Regions from separate parts of the Homo sapiens genome. Here regions 1, 2, 3 and 5 are each linked to region 4. The links are chromatin contacts, found by Hi-C in ENCODE. All regions are on one chromosome and are shown on one strand. The core of a region is the stretch at or near the end of the contact, and the rest is flanking DNA. Distances in the headings are between cores, read along the strand shown.

What was found. A loop is a pair of places that touch in the nucleus more often than their neighbours do. Pooled maps may share reads with other maps.
Region 1: a loop to region 4 is called in a map of CD8-positive, alpha-beta T cell, with 8 times the contacts of the local background. The contact joins the enhancer-like site here to the promoter of SLC71A1 in region 4. A Hi-C loop is called at or near these places in 3 of 168 maps with a recorded cell type or tissue (CD8-positive, alpha-beta T cell and naive thymus-derived CD4-positive, alpha-beta T cell), 12 of 37 single-sample maps with no recorded cell type and 10 of 50 pooled maps.
Region 2: a loop to region 4 is called in a map of ascending aorta, with 4 times the contacts of the local background. The contact joins the promoter of DPH5 here to the promoter of SLC71A1 in region 4. A Hi-C loop is called at or near these places in 1 of 168 maps with a recorded cell type or tissue (ascending aorta) and 8 of 50 pooled maps.
Region 3: a pooled map shows a loop between it and region 4 (5-fold over the local background). The contact joins the promoter of LINC01708 here to the promoter of SLC71A1 in region 4. A Hi-C loop is called at or near these places in 3 of 37 single-sample maps with no recorded cell type and 7 of 50 pooled maps.
Region 5: a loop to region 4 is called in a pooled map, with 1.8 times the contacts of the local background. The contact joins the promoter of VCAM1 here to the promoter of SLC71A1 in region 4. A Hi-C loop is called at or near these places in 1 of 168 maps with a recorded cell type or tissue (natural killer cell) and 1 of 50 pooled maps.

Annotation. Positions count from the first base shown.
Region 1 is chr1:99,179,419-99,182,118 of GRCh38, reverse strand. No RefSeq gene overlaps it. Among named protein-coding and RNA genes, the nearest start is that of PLPPR4, 84 kb to the left of the region's middle. Within about 2 kb of position 1,382, at least 3 of the 41 ENCODE cell types and tissues checked have a DNase peak (open chromatin) inside an H3K27ac peak, as active enhancers do.
Region 2 is chr1:101,024,475-101,027,174 of GRCh38, reverse strand. It overlaps DPH5 (diphthamide biosynthesis 5), which reads left to right and starts at 1,391. Exons shown (of 8, transcript NM_015958.3): 1 at 1,391-1,492; 2 at 1,709-1,866. The coding sequence starts at 1,732. It overlaps DPH5-DT (DPH5 divergent transcript), which reads right to left and starts at 1,329. Exons shown (of 5, transcript NR_109849.1): 1 at 1,114-1,329. RefSeq lists enhancers at 1,460-1,569, 662-1,861.
Region 3 is chr1:99,486,412-99,489,111 of GRCh38, reverse strand. It overlaps LINC01708 (long intergenic non-protein coding RNA 1708), which reads left to right and starts at 1,308. Exons shown (of 3, transcript NR_125951.2): 1 at 1,308-1,367. RefSeq lists a silencer at 592-792.
Region 4 is chr1:100,036,818-100,039,517 of GRCh38, reverse strand. It overlaps SLC71A1 (solute carrier family 71 member 1), which reads right to left and starts at 1,423. Exons shown (of 12, transcript NM_033055.3): 1 at 1,202-1,423. The coding sequence starts at 1,285. LOC124904230 (a long non-coding RNA gene) reads left to right here and starts at 1,510. Exons shown (of 7, transcript XR_007066251.1): 1 at 1,510-1,788. RefSeq lists silencers at 797-986, 1,447-1,626 and enhancers at 1,107-1,386, 1,349-1,951.
Region 5 is chr1:100,718,295-100,720,994 of GRCh38, reverse strand. VCAM1 (vascular cell adhesion molecule 1) reads right to left here and starts at 1,253. Exons shown (of 9, transcript NM_001078.4): 1 at 1,071-1,253; 2 at 244-519. The coding sequence starts at 1,134.

The DNA.
Region 1 (2,700 bases), core at 133-2,632, 860 kb after region 4:
GTTTTATGTCCACTGTTGAGCCAGCCCCATTCATTTCCAGGCAAGAATGAAGTAAATGAGGTTGACCAAAGGCATGCTGGACAGACATAAAACATATGTCATCTCTCTTGGACTTAGTGCTGGGGAAGACACTTAACTTTTCTTTGTCTCAATTTGACCACGCAAAAAGGTAGTAGTAATCATACTTTCTTCAAGCAATGACAACATCTATCCACAAGTAAGCTGGATTGCAAACTGGCTGCTTTATTTCTCCCGGTCATCATCATAGGGTGTTAGAGATGGTTAAAATGAATGAAGCAACAGTGCCATAGTATCTACATTTCATGCCTATAAAAATCACAAGATGCTAGTAATGAAAGGGTTCATGAAGAGTCACCTGCCTCAGTCGTCTGATTTCAGGAAAAGTTATACTTGCACATTTCTAGGAAGAAGAAAAAAAATACATGTTTATGATTTTCATGGCATAGTATTCTATGATAACTCTTGGTAATGTTTTACCACCTTGATTCCATTCTTAGGAATCTCAGAAATGTCTTAAACTCAACTAGTCTTTCATGTTATTGCTTATATGAAATAACATGAAAACTCACATCCCATTTTTATATCTTTATTAATTTTTTAAAAAGGAAAAATATAGCTGGTCACTCTATTTTTAAATATCTTCATATATGGTACTTGAAAATGTTATTGTCATAAATTCCTCCACCAATCATTTGTTCTCCATACGCTAAACTCTTGATCCACTAAATTTTCTTTACAAGTTGCATTTTTTTAACACTTTGAATATATATATTTTAACTCTTCAAAATTTCTGAACAATCTCTTTCAGGGCAGCAGAAATCTGAGCTCTACCCATTTTTTCAGTAACAACTAAAAACTCCAGAAATGTCTTCAGAAGACGAAAGGAAGCATGTATCTGGAGAAAAGGTTATTCCAGGATTCTGAGGGAGTCCCAACACTTTCCAGACCATCTGGCTGAAATCTAATTGCTAATGAAATGAACAGATTTTTTTTTTATCCACAAGTATAGCCTGAAGGGGAATTAAGCCAGGATTTTCGAGAATGCCTGGCACAAAAGAGCTGTTGTCAAAGAAAGCTAAAAAGGATAGTGATAATGATAGTACATTAAACCATACAAAATATATATTTTCATTTGCTTTTGGAGAAGAGAGTTAGGGCTGCTTGTATAATGAATTATTATTACCCACTAAGTCAGCTGCACTAATTAGAATCAATTTAATTTCTCAAATCTATTATAAAAAATGAATACTAGCCAGGACTCAGATTTTTTTTTTCCTGAAAAAAACTGATACTGTAGCTTTAATTGTGCATGGAACTGAAAAGGTTGTCATGGAGATGGGAATCTGTGATAGGCCTGCTCCACTTCGCTGGCCTTGTTCTGAGCCTGAAGTGGAAGGTTCTATTGTTAGAGTAGGTTTTCAATTTCTTGCAATAAAACCTGTGTTTAGATTTTTTTCAGTGCAGTTTTGTTCCTGCTGCTATCTTTTGTTTCATGAAAACAGTGAGAGTGCTTATAATGACAATAATGAGACCATTTTAGAATATTCTATTTGTGATTGTTGGGGAGCACACAAAATGGTGTCCAACAAACTCTGATAGTCACTGCAGGCTCCTGCAATAGTTTGGAAACGTTTGCCACCTAGTGGCGGCAATTGAGAAATGCTGAGAGATAGTAAACATTGTTACCTTTTGGCTAGTAGGAAGCAGAAAGAAGAGTATAACTACCTCTATAAAGAGATTCTTCATTTCTTTTTTTCCTTAAGATATAGAACAATTCCGATTTCCCATCCTTATTTCGTTATTTAAAAAATAATATTTTAATGGTATTTGCTTATTTCATTTAAATATTGAAATTACGGACATAACATTGTTTATATCTTTCTATTATATTTTAACAATTATAAAATCTAAAGTAATATCCTGGCTTTTATTTCTGACTTTTTTGACTTCTCTTTTTTTCTTGACCTTGGGGTTTATAAATTGTGTTTTATTTTTGAAGGACCAACTTTTGGTCTTCTTTATTAATTTTATGTTTGTTTTCTCTTCATTGGGCTTCTGCCTGTGTCATCTTTTTCTTCAACTTTCGTTGGATTAATTTGCTTTTCTCATTGCTTCTTCAGATAGATATGTAGAGTGTTGATATTCAATATTCTTTTCTAACATATGCACATAAGCCTGCACATTTTACCTAAGCATAACTTTAGTTATGTATTTTGATATGTCAACCATGTTATCATTTATTTCCAAACATTTATTTCCAAACATTTTCTAATTTTCATTGTGATTACTTGTTTTCGCAACCGTGTTTTAACACCTATATACATGATAGCAATTATTAAGGTTTTTTTCTGTTTATCTTTTTGTTACTGCTTTCTAGTTTAATTCTACTTTCTGCAGAGAATAGAACCTCCTCTGAGATTTAAAATAAACAGATCCATCAAACAAATTATTATTTAATAGACTTCTGGCCACTATTTACACCTGGTGCTTCTCTTCATGCTGTTGCTTGGAATACCTTTAAGGATCAGCTAACATGTCAATTACCCAATAAAATATTGGCCAATTCCTTCTTTTGATATTTCCTTAATCACAATTAATTTCTCCTTCTATTGTGCTCCCACAGCCTTTTGTTCTTACTGCTATTACAATACCGCTTCCATTGCATTATATCTAGAGGTA
Region 2 (2,700 bases), core at 142-2,641, 990 kb before region 4:
ATGTTTAGGATCTTTTTTTGTTTGTTTAAGATCTTTTAAAATAATTATTTGCTATTTGTGTATCTTCTTTGGTGTCTATTCAAATCTTTTGCCCATTTTTAAACAACGAACTGTTTTATTATTGCTTTCTGAGTGCTCCTTATATATTCTCCATACAAGTCCTTCATCAGATACATGCTTTGTAAATATTTTCAGTATGTGGCTTCAAGTCTTTTGAAGAGCATAAATTTTTACTTTGTTGAAGTCCAATTTATCAATTTTTTTCATCACGCTTTTGGTTTAAGAAATATTTGCCTAAATAAGGTCACGAATATTTCCTCCTATGTTTTCTTCTGGTATAGGTTTAGGTTTTCCATTTACATCTACGATCCATTTTGAGTTTTTTGGGGTGTGTATGTGGTGTGAGGAATAGATCAACGTAATGAGAGGGGATAAAACACAGCCACGAAGAGTTTATAGATAGGAAGTGCAAAAAGGTGGATGGAACCTGGGAATGAAAAAAAGCCAAGGTTCAAGGAAGCGGAGTTGGGCATTGTCGGGGAGGCAACAGGAAAATTCTGAGTAACCAACACTGCCTGCTAAGAAAAGCAATGACAGCTGTCTTTTTTAACTTGGATGAGGTCACCTTGGGAAGAGCATTTTCAGTCAAAACAAATCTTCCCTATTTCTAATTACATGTAACCAACAGCTTTATAAGAATTCCCCCGGCAGAAACACTTGAGAGGTCTGAAATCCCTGAGCACTATTAAAGGTCACTTCTTTAGGTACAGGAAGGTCTGGGATTCCTGACACTGAGGGTGACTGAAACATCCTTGGGGCACTCCAGGCATAAGGTCTTGGGGACAAACCCAAGGAGTCATTGCCTTGTTGGGAAATCAGAAGCACACTCACTGCTGGGTTTGCCAATCTCACGCTTCACCAGGAAGACACCTAGTTGAACTACAGGAGGATGAGAAGACTGGAATTAAAATCTGTGCACTCGGCCAAATCCGGGGACAAATCAGGAAAATCCTTCCCAGCCCTCCCTGTTTCTGGAGAGGAGGAGTAGGGCGCAGGGCCCCTCCCGACTCTCTTCCACGTGGCTCCTCTCGAGCGAAGAGCTACTGCACTTACCCAGGCTTAGGAAGCGGGTGTTTAAGCCATGGGTTAGAGGGCTCGTGAGCACGCCCGATCCTTTCCCTGAGGCTATGAAACGGTGGCTCCACGGACTCCTCTCGGCCGACTGACCTTTCGCCGCCCTGCCCCAGCAGCCGGCGGGTTTCTTCAGTGGAGCCGGGCTCTGGTCTCCGCAGCCCAGTAGCCCGCTAGCCCGGCCCCCTCCCGCTAGTCGTAAAGTGCAGTAAAGGCACCAGCATTTTGCGGCACCGTAGGTGAGGCCGGCGGCGTGGGCCTTTTCTCTGCACGGAGCCGGCGCTTTTGCAGTTGCTTCTGCGGAAAGGTGGTAGTTAAGAATTTGTAAAGGCCAGAGAACTACCTACGATTCTCTCAGCGGGTAATTGGCTGCTCCTAGGTTTGTGTAACAAGAGGCAAAACTGGTAGGGTTGTTTAAAACCTCTTATCCCAGTTCTTAAGCGTGACATAAGGTTCCCAAACCCCTCCTTGTGACTTGCCTCTTCTCTTGTGCTACTTTGGTTGTCATCGTGTTCATCACTAGATTTTAGATGTCCTCGGTGTTACTGACGGTTTTTCTGTCCACTTCGTCTTGCAGTCTCTCTTCTCCTCAAGTTTGAAATGCTTTATCTCATCGGGTTGGGCCTGGGAGATGCCAAGGACATCACAGTCAAGGGCCTGGAAGTTGTTAGACGCTGCAGTCGAGTGTATCTGGAAGCCTACACCTCAGTCCTAACTGTAGGGAAGGAAGCCTTGGTAGGTGCTGAGCGTTCCCCAGCCTCCTGGGAAGAAAGCTATCTAACATCTGATTTTCATACACTAAGCTGAACAGAATTTTCAGGTCTGCTTGTTTAAACCCTTTGAAACGCATCCCTTGTTCATTAATGATCTGAGGAGCAGAAGAATGGAAATTTTACACCAACCAAGTGACTTGGAAAATGAAAGGGTGCTTTGTCCTATTTTACAAGTCTAATTTTGTGGCTTTCTCCAGTAAATAGGAAAGCTATTTTATACTCCTGGGGGATAGTTATCAAAACCCCTTATTTCATGAGGTAGTCAAGAAACCCTTTCTGAGTTGAGTGCTAATGAGGAGCTGACACAGCCTTAATGAGTTGGTTATATATATTCAAAAACCAAGCTGAAAGCTTCCCCCTTTGAAGTGTGTCCATAGGGAATGGCGATTGCCTTTTTGTATCCTATCCAGAGAGATCTTATCTTAAATAGACTATCTCCCAATAAGGCTTATACTGATACACTTGTATATATTGAGTGAGCCTGGACTTAATATATAAAAATGTATGAGTATACACTTACATGAGTATACACTAAGTAACCAAAGTATTTGTTAGTATATTATACATTTATAGTTGGCCCTCATAAGGGCCCAGTAAATTTGGGGGAAGGGTCAACTTCAGGTTCATTGTCAAACTCTAAGTAGAATGTAAATCAAAGGATTAATACATATGTTATGGGAGGAGGGAGCAGATTTATTGTCATGTCTTCCAAACAAAAAATAGACTTAAAATTTTTAGGCCTCAGATTACTTTAAAATCTTATAGAAGGAATTAAGAACTGCTACTTGAATTGGCC
Region 3 (2,700 bases), core at 59-2,558, 550 kb after region 4:
ATTCGGCAGTCAACTCCCTCCATCTTTTTGGGGAGAATTTTGTGCAGTAAATGTTTTCCAAAACACACTTTGGTAAATGCTATTGTGTGTTTACTATAAGCATATTTTGCCACCTTTTTGTCTCCCATTCACTAGAGTCTGCATATCATCTTTAAAGTTTTCATAATTTTGAATCCAATGGTCTCTTTTCAGATCATGACTTCCCAACAATTGACATTACAGACAATTTCTGACTCCTCTTGGAATGTTTTCCTTTCTGGGTTTCCAGAATACCATTTCTTTCTGCTCCTTTGTCTTCTCTTTTCAGTTTTCTTTATTAACTTGCCTTTATCTAAATCTTAGATGTTAGTGTACCCCAAGGTTCCATCCTTGACTGTCTTTCTTGTGTCTCAATGTTATATTCCAGTTGCTTCGTTAAACTGCCACACTCATTCTAAATTTATGATACCTTCCCCGACATCTTTAGAAATAATAGATTACTTTTCATTTTCTCTGCTAAATGCACTTTATTTTTCCCTTAGTGAAATGCATACCACCTTGCATATGTCTGCCTCCTAACTAGCCTCTTTTGTCAAGATGTGATAGGCTCTATTGCAGTTAATGCTAGTTATCAGAAAAAAAGTTTACATCTCACTGATGCAAGAATCTGTCGCAGATCTGGGCAACTCTCAAGGACAGCTGTGTGTTCGTCTGTTCAGTGACTCAGGGATCTAGGCAACCTCAAACTTGAGGCTCTACCTTCTCAATACAAGGACTGTTCTTATATTTCCATGGCAGAAGGAGTAGAAAGTGAGTAGGGGCTTCTACTGGCTCAGTGTGGACTACACAGACATATGCTATTCACATTTCATTGAGCAGAACTAATAATAGGGTTTTATCTTTTGACAGTAAGAGTGAAAGTTTAGTTATCCATATGCCCAGGAAAGAAATAACTTTTGTTGAAAAGCTTAACACAGGGATTGTATCATAAATATCTCTATACCCCCAGTACTTGGCACAGGGTTTAACAATAGATGTTCAATAAATGTTTGGTAAATTCAATCTAATCTAGTTTCAACTTGAGTCATTTTACTGATAGAAGAACGGAAGCCCTTCAAAGAAAAGTGACTTTACTCAAATTATTCAGATGTTTACATGGCTAGAGCAAGAATCTAGATCTTTTGCTCTTTTTACTATATCTGATATTCATGGAGGAGTTTGTTCTACAAGAATTGTTATGATTTTGTTGGGTTGTGCATTATTCCCATTAAGGCTACGGGTTTGGTTGTTGGAATGTTTGTTAACTTGCTTTACATTTTTGCTTACAGAGTTAACAGAGATATGGCATGAACATGTATTAGAAAAATGATTCACACACAATAGAAAAAGTAAGTATAGATTATCAACTTGTTGCCAGCAGCATCAATAATTTTTTTTTGGTTACTAAATAGCCCACATAAGTTTGAGCAATATTGTCTCATTTACTACATGTCATTTAGTTGCATAGCAAATGCTTTTACTGACAGAAAATAAAATAAGATTGAAGAAAACCACACAGTATTATCAATTATTACCCATTCTTACTTCTTCTTTCTTTACTGTAGTTTTTGGAAGGGTAATTTAGTGTATTTGCTTAACAATTTTGGGGCCTATTTTCCCATTTTATCCTTACTAAATTTTAAGTAGTAGGTAGGGATTCTCTTAGTGCTGTCTGTGGAAATGTTGCAATTCTATGGCTACTATAATATCTTTTTTGACAACCTTACTTATTTCAGTGCTGGATGGTCTTATTTGCTTTACACCTCAGGGTTCTCCTCAAAACGCCATTGAGGTTCTCTCTTAAGCTGTACCTCTATAGGTAATATTTCACTTGAACATATAAACTTTAATGCAATGTTTCTAAAATAAACTCCTAATCTTCTTCCCTGCTCTCAAGCTTCCTCAAACAAATAAACACACTGGCAGAGACCGTTACCTGTAGCATGTGGCTAATTTCTAGTCAGAGAATATGAACAGAACTTATGGGTATTTCTTCCATGTCTGGCCCATATCATTTTTCTGGCCAATGAACAAACAAATAAGCCAAATACAACAACGAAGATTAAAAAAAAAAAAAAACCCTTCCTAGTTTCCACTTGGCTGGAGAAGACTGTGCCAAGCTTGGAAGCCATATTGTTGAAAGTGGCAGAGCATTTTATCGACTTGAGTTCTTCAGTGACTATGTAGAAAGAGCCCTGTTACTCTCCTAGACTGTTTGGAGAGCAAGAAATAAACTTATTCCATGTTGAGTCATTGTTTGAGTCCATTGTTACCACAGAATACTTTGATACAGAAACCTCAGCTTGTGTACCTGTGAAATGGAAATAATAACTACTTTACTTTGAGAACTAAATGAGATAATATAAACAAAGCACTTATTTTAATGCATGACTCATAAAATATATGATAAATTTTAGTCTATTCCCTTCCTTCCTTCTTCATATAGATATGACAAATACAATCCTTTTAATTCCCTTCAGAAACTTCTGCATCCACTACCCCTCTTTCTTGACACAGAGATAGTGGTTATGAGATTGAAACTCTGTACATCTCCCAATGCTGAATCTATACACAGACATGGATCCAAATTCACATTCTCTTCCCTTACTCCTGTTCCAATACTATTCTTTCTGCTATTTAATATTAGCCAGTATTTATTAAGTGATTAGCATATACCAGGTA
Region 4 (2,700 bases), core at 174-2,673:
ATAACATATAATAAACGTTAAACTAAAAATATATTCCAAAGTCATTACATATGTCTCAAGTTTTCTAAACTTTGGCATATTGACTGGGCCGTGTTCTGAAATGTCATAAAATTTTGTCACGTTTTTCAACTGAATTCAGCAAATCCTCAATGGTGGCCTACTTACACATTTACTACTGTGCTAGCAGTTGATCGCGGCTCCAATAAGATATAAACAGAAATGGAATTAATGGTACAATTTCTGCACACTTCAGGTAAGTGAAACATATATATCACCTTTCCATTCTATTTCAGAACGCGGTATCAGCGGATGCAACAAAGACCACACAGTGTAGCAACGGAGAAATGTTAGCATAAAACAGTTTTGTTTTGTTTTGTTTTTCAATTAAAAATCCTACGTCCCCAGCTGGTTAACTACACACTGCATAAAGTTTACTGTGATGACAACTGTTTCTAAAAAGCAAACCTTTCTTCCCTTCAAAGTGTCCTCCTCCGATCCTTAGGCCATGACTGATTCTAATACTTTTGATCTTAAGACACACAGTGATGACTTTTCTTTGAAAACTAGCAGGTTCGAATGTAGGCCCCAGGTGTCTGCCGTCATGCTTCCGACTCCGGGAAGTGAGGGAAGCCCATCTCCGGTCAGGGTTTACTGTAAGCAGCCCAGAGCCGGAGCACCGACGCAGAGAGACGTGGAAACAGAAAGCGAACGTACTACGGGGCCGCAGCGGGATCCCCGCGCCAGACGCCACCCCGTTAGCAACATATGGGAGAGCAGGGATGGTTCCCAGCCCCTTGACAAGCGCGGCGACGGCTCCGCGGGGCCTGGCGGCGAAGGCGAGGCGAGGCTGCGGCGACGAGGGGCGCGGCGGGCGGGCCGCCGGGGGAGCCCCGCACATTCCTCCCCGCGGCGGAGGCGCACGTGGGGTTCGAGGCCGCAGGGCCTGCAGAGGCGGCCAGAGCAGAGGGCGGCAGGTGCGGGAAAGAAAGAGGACGGGCCCCGGAGGCCGCAAGCCCGAGCAGCGGAGGACGATTCCCGGAGCGGCGGCATGCGGGTCCGCGACCCCGAGGCACCGGCAGCTCGGACAGGGTGGGGGAAGGGAGGGAGGCACCGGGACGCCTAGAGACGGCAGTGTGGGGGTCTGAAGGAGAGACCGGATGGGGGCCCCGAGGGACGCTCGCCGGCGCGGAACTCAGCTCACCGTGCCTCCGTCCTTAATGATGATCTTCTTGGCCAGCATGATACTGCGGTTCGCGGCCCGTTTCTTCTTCTTCCCCTGGGTCATTTTACCATCCTCGATTCCTGGCGCTGCTGCAGCCACTCCCGGGGCGGCAGGCCCCAGCAGCTAGTGCCGTCCCACCACTACTGCCGGGCCGAGCCGCTCTGGGCGCCCGCCGCCATCTTGAGGGCCCGGCCTGCCTCCGGCGGCGCGTCACAATCGTGCGATCAGCCGACGAGCGGGCCCCGCCCCTCCCGCGTGATACCGCCCCGCCCGCTCGCCGCCAGCCCACTCTACAGTAGCCGCGCGGCCAGGGTAACCGCGGGCTCGCGTGGGTGCTGCTGGCTACCTGTACAACTTCGTGCTCCGGCGTCACCAGCTAGCTAAATCCTCGCAACGGTTCTGGGCGATAGGGGCCGTTTTTGTCCCCCTTCTTCAGCAGATGAGGGAATTTGTTTCAAAAAGTTGTTACCTGCTCACGGAAACAGACGTCCTAAGCTATTAACACAATCTCCAGCTGTGTTCTAACCAAGACAGGAACCGAAGGGAACAGTAAAAAATCATTTTCCGTAAGTAATGGGTAACTTAAGAGATAATGTAGTGTTTCAGAAACAGTCTTGTCCTTTTGGTGTTCAGGGACCCCCGCTAGAACTCAGCTGGCTCACGCTTGTTTACCTCCCTAGACCCAGGACCTTTTTTATTCCCTGCCAAAAAAAATACCTTACCTGACCGATGTCACCCTTTGTGGCCCTCTACGTTTTTACTGTATTGTTTAAAAATAAATTTGATGGGAACATTGCTAGAAAGGGCAATTTACACAAGTGGAAGTGGACTTTAAAGTATCACAATGTTAAAATTAGATATTGATAACTACCGTGTTGTATAATAGAATATCCTTTTCCTTAAGAGAAAAACACGAGGGATAGGGATACACCGCATGCTCCCTACTCTCAGATGGTTAGGGAGTAACATGTATGTGTATGTATATGTAGGTGGGGAAAAGAGAGGGACAAAGCAAAATGGCGAATGTTTAAAAGTACTGAAACTAGGTATGGTAGTTCTAAGATATGTTCACAGATTCAATGATATTCCTCCCTGGAAGAGGTGGACTCTAATTCCCCTCCCCTTGAGTGTAGACTAGGCTTAGTGACTCTTGATAGATCAAAACAGAAGTGACAGTATTGACTTCAGAGGCTAGGTCATAAAAGGCACTGCATCTTCCTTTGCGGGTCTCTTTTTCATTCATTTTGGGGCTTGGAGCCTGGGGAAGCCTGCTTCCGTGTTTTCAGGACACTCAAGCAGCCTATGGAGAGATCCAGTTGTCCAGGAACTGTTTGTAGCCTCCTACCAAATGCCACGGAGTGAGTCACTTTGGAAGTAGATCCTCCAACCTTGGTCAAGCCTTTGGCTGACTACAACTTCATGAGAGACCCAGAGGTAGGACCACCTAGCTTAGCCACTCCTGGAATCCTGACTCAGAA
Region 5 (2,700 bases), core at 4-2,503, 680 kb before region 4:
AGAGGTTGAGTCTTATACATGGTCACTGTGTTTGTGGCAGAGGTAGAAATAGAAGCCAAGATTTGGATTCCTGCTCTCTCTCATGTTGGCCTTAGCTGTCCCTAGCTTTCCTGATGTTGTATGTTCTTTAGCCAAGAATCTGTACATGAATATCCATTTTAAAACTTTTTTTAAAATATCATTTTTAAAAAGTGATTTTAAAGTAAAATTGAGAGAAAAACAAAGATTTTCTAAAGCACTCACAGTAGATCTCCACCTGGATTCCTTTTTCCAATTTCCTAGATTCACAAGTTGCTGTGCACAGGTAAGAGTGTTCGTTCCCAAAACTAACAGGATTCATTGTCAGCGTAGATGTGGTCCCCTCATTCGTCACCTTCCCATTCAGTGGACTATCTATCTGGGTTCTCCAAGAGAAAAATGGGGACTCACAGCCTGTGGTGCTGCAAGTCAATGAGACGGAGTCACCAATCTGAGCAAGATATCTAGATTCTGGGGTGGTCTCGATTTTAAAAGCTTGAGCTGCAAAAGCAAAAAAAGACAGAAGCAAATTTACCACTAGTTTGTCTAGTATTCTCCTCCTTCTTCTCTGTATAATGTCTAAAATATGATCAGACTGATCTCTTTCCTAAGCTGCTTCAAACTAACTGCAAGGTAGCCAAAAAGCACCGAAGTCACTGCCAAAAAAGTTTATGGAATCATCTTCAGTAGAGAGAATTCTCAGTTCCAACCTTGATGCCCATTTATCAAAGCTGTTTTGTTATTTGCTAAGTTTGACCTCATTGTCAAGTATAGGAAACTAAAGAGACAGACCGACTAGAGACAGAATCCAAATTACTCAATTGCCTTTGGAAAAAAAGATACCAAAAACATCAATTTTCAGCTCTAACTATGACAGTACAATGGTATATAGCAAAACTCAATTGCATATTAAAAGTTAGACTAAATTAACTTTTCCTACTGTTTAAAATCCTAGTGTCTTTACTTCACTACTATCGCAAAACTGACTGAAGCCAAAACCAGGGCTAAAATTGAATGCTAACATTTGAAACAGATGAAGGGAAATAACTTACAAGCTGCAAACATTATCCAAAGTATATTTGAGGCTCCAAGGATCACGACCATCTTCCCAGGCATTTTAAGTTGCTGTCGTGATGAGAAAATAGTGGTTCCAAAACCCTTATTTGTGTCCCACCTGTGTGTGCCTGGGAGGGTATTCAGCTCCTGAAGCCAGTGAGGCCCGATGCAGATACCGCGGAGTGAAATAGAAAGTCTGTGCTTTATAAAGGGTCTTGTTGCAGAGGCGGAGGGAAATCCCTTCAAGGGGAAACCCAGGGCAGAGCCAGGGAAAAAAGTTTAACAGACACCCAGCCAAGTTCCACTATTAACCCCTTCAGTTGCTCTCACTGCTGAAGCTCCTCTCTCTGTCCTGGCAAAAGAAGACACTTCCAAGACTATAAAATACAGGCTTTTCCTCATCTTCGACTCCAAAAGGCTATCTTTACTGGAAAGATAAAGGACAATGCTGATTGCAGAATGAAGCTTTCTGAATCCAATGTGGGTTAAGGGGGTGGGGAGAGAAAAAATGGAGACAGAGTAGTAAATTCTACTCTGGTTTTTGAACTGGATAAATAACGACTATGCCATGTGAATTGATTTTCTCCATCAAGGAAATATGTTTGCAATTCTAAAAGAGATTAATTTTTTTCTCTTACAAGAGAAAGGAAAAAGTTATTTCTTTTGATGAGTCATTTTTTAAAAAAGGGACACCATAACTTCTTAGTTTTATATTTATTCATAAAAATAGTTCTTTTAGCAACAAACATCAACTTTTTGAAACTATTTTCTTGAGTAGAAAGTAAAGGACTGTAACTGAAATTGCTGCCAAAACAAGGGAAACAATTTTTTTTTGTTTTAGAAAAGTTACCAATAATTTGGTTAAATTGCTGGATAATTGGAATTTTTTTGCATACTTAAATGCAAGTGTATGGAATCCATCTGAAGTGGCAAATCTCTTGGGCTGTGAGATTTAACCGCAAACCCAGTTAAAAAATTAAAAATAATAGGTTTTTATTATAGGCAAGGGGACAATAACCAACTCTATGTTCCTTTTCCCCCCAGTGAAGTGCCTTTTTAAAAAAATCCCAATTAACTAACTGGCTTAGCCTTGCACACACATAGCCCAAGGCCTTGCAAAATGCTTGCCCATCAAAAAGAAACCGGAATAGCCACTTCCTTTTATTAAACACGTGCAGGTCTATCTCCCCCATTGGATCATCAGTTCCTCTCATGGTCAGGACCAGTTCTTGTTCATTGTTGTATCTACTTCTACAATATCTAATGCATGATTTTCCACTTAGTGGATACAAAAAATGCAATAATAAACGTTATACATTTGGAGAAGAAAATTCTAAATACTAGCAATAATATGTAAATACGGCATGAAAAAACTGTTAAATTCTACAAGAAAATTCTAAAGCTCAGAGACTCAATGGGATGTGTACAATAAACTTGTACTATATAACATTTGTACTCTGTAACAAAGGCCATAGCTGAGGTCTGGAATCTATAACTGTCCCTACCTGGTTGGAGAGGCTTCTGGATCTCCTCTTGGATACTGATGTGGCTCCCACTAAAAGACAAGGAGGGAAAAATAAGTTGGAGATGCTGTTCTAGGGTGTGGGGATATATAGGTATGACTTC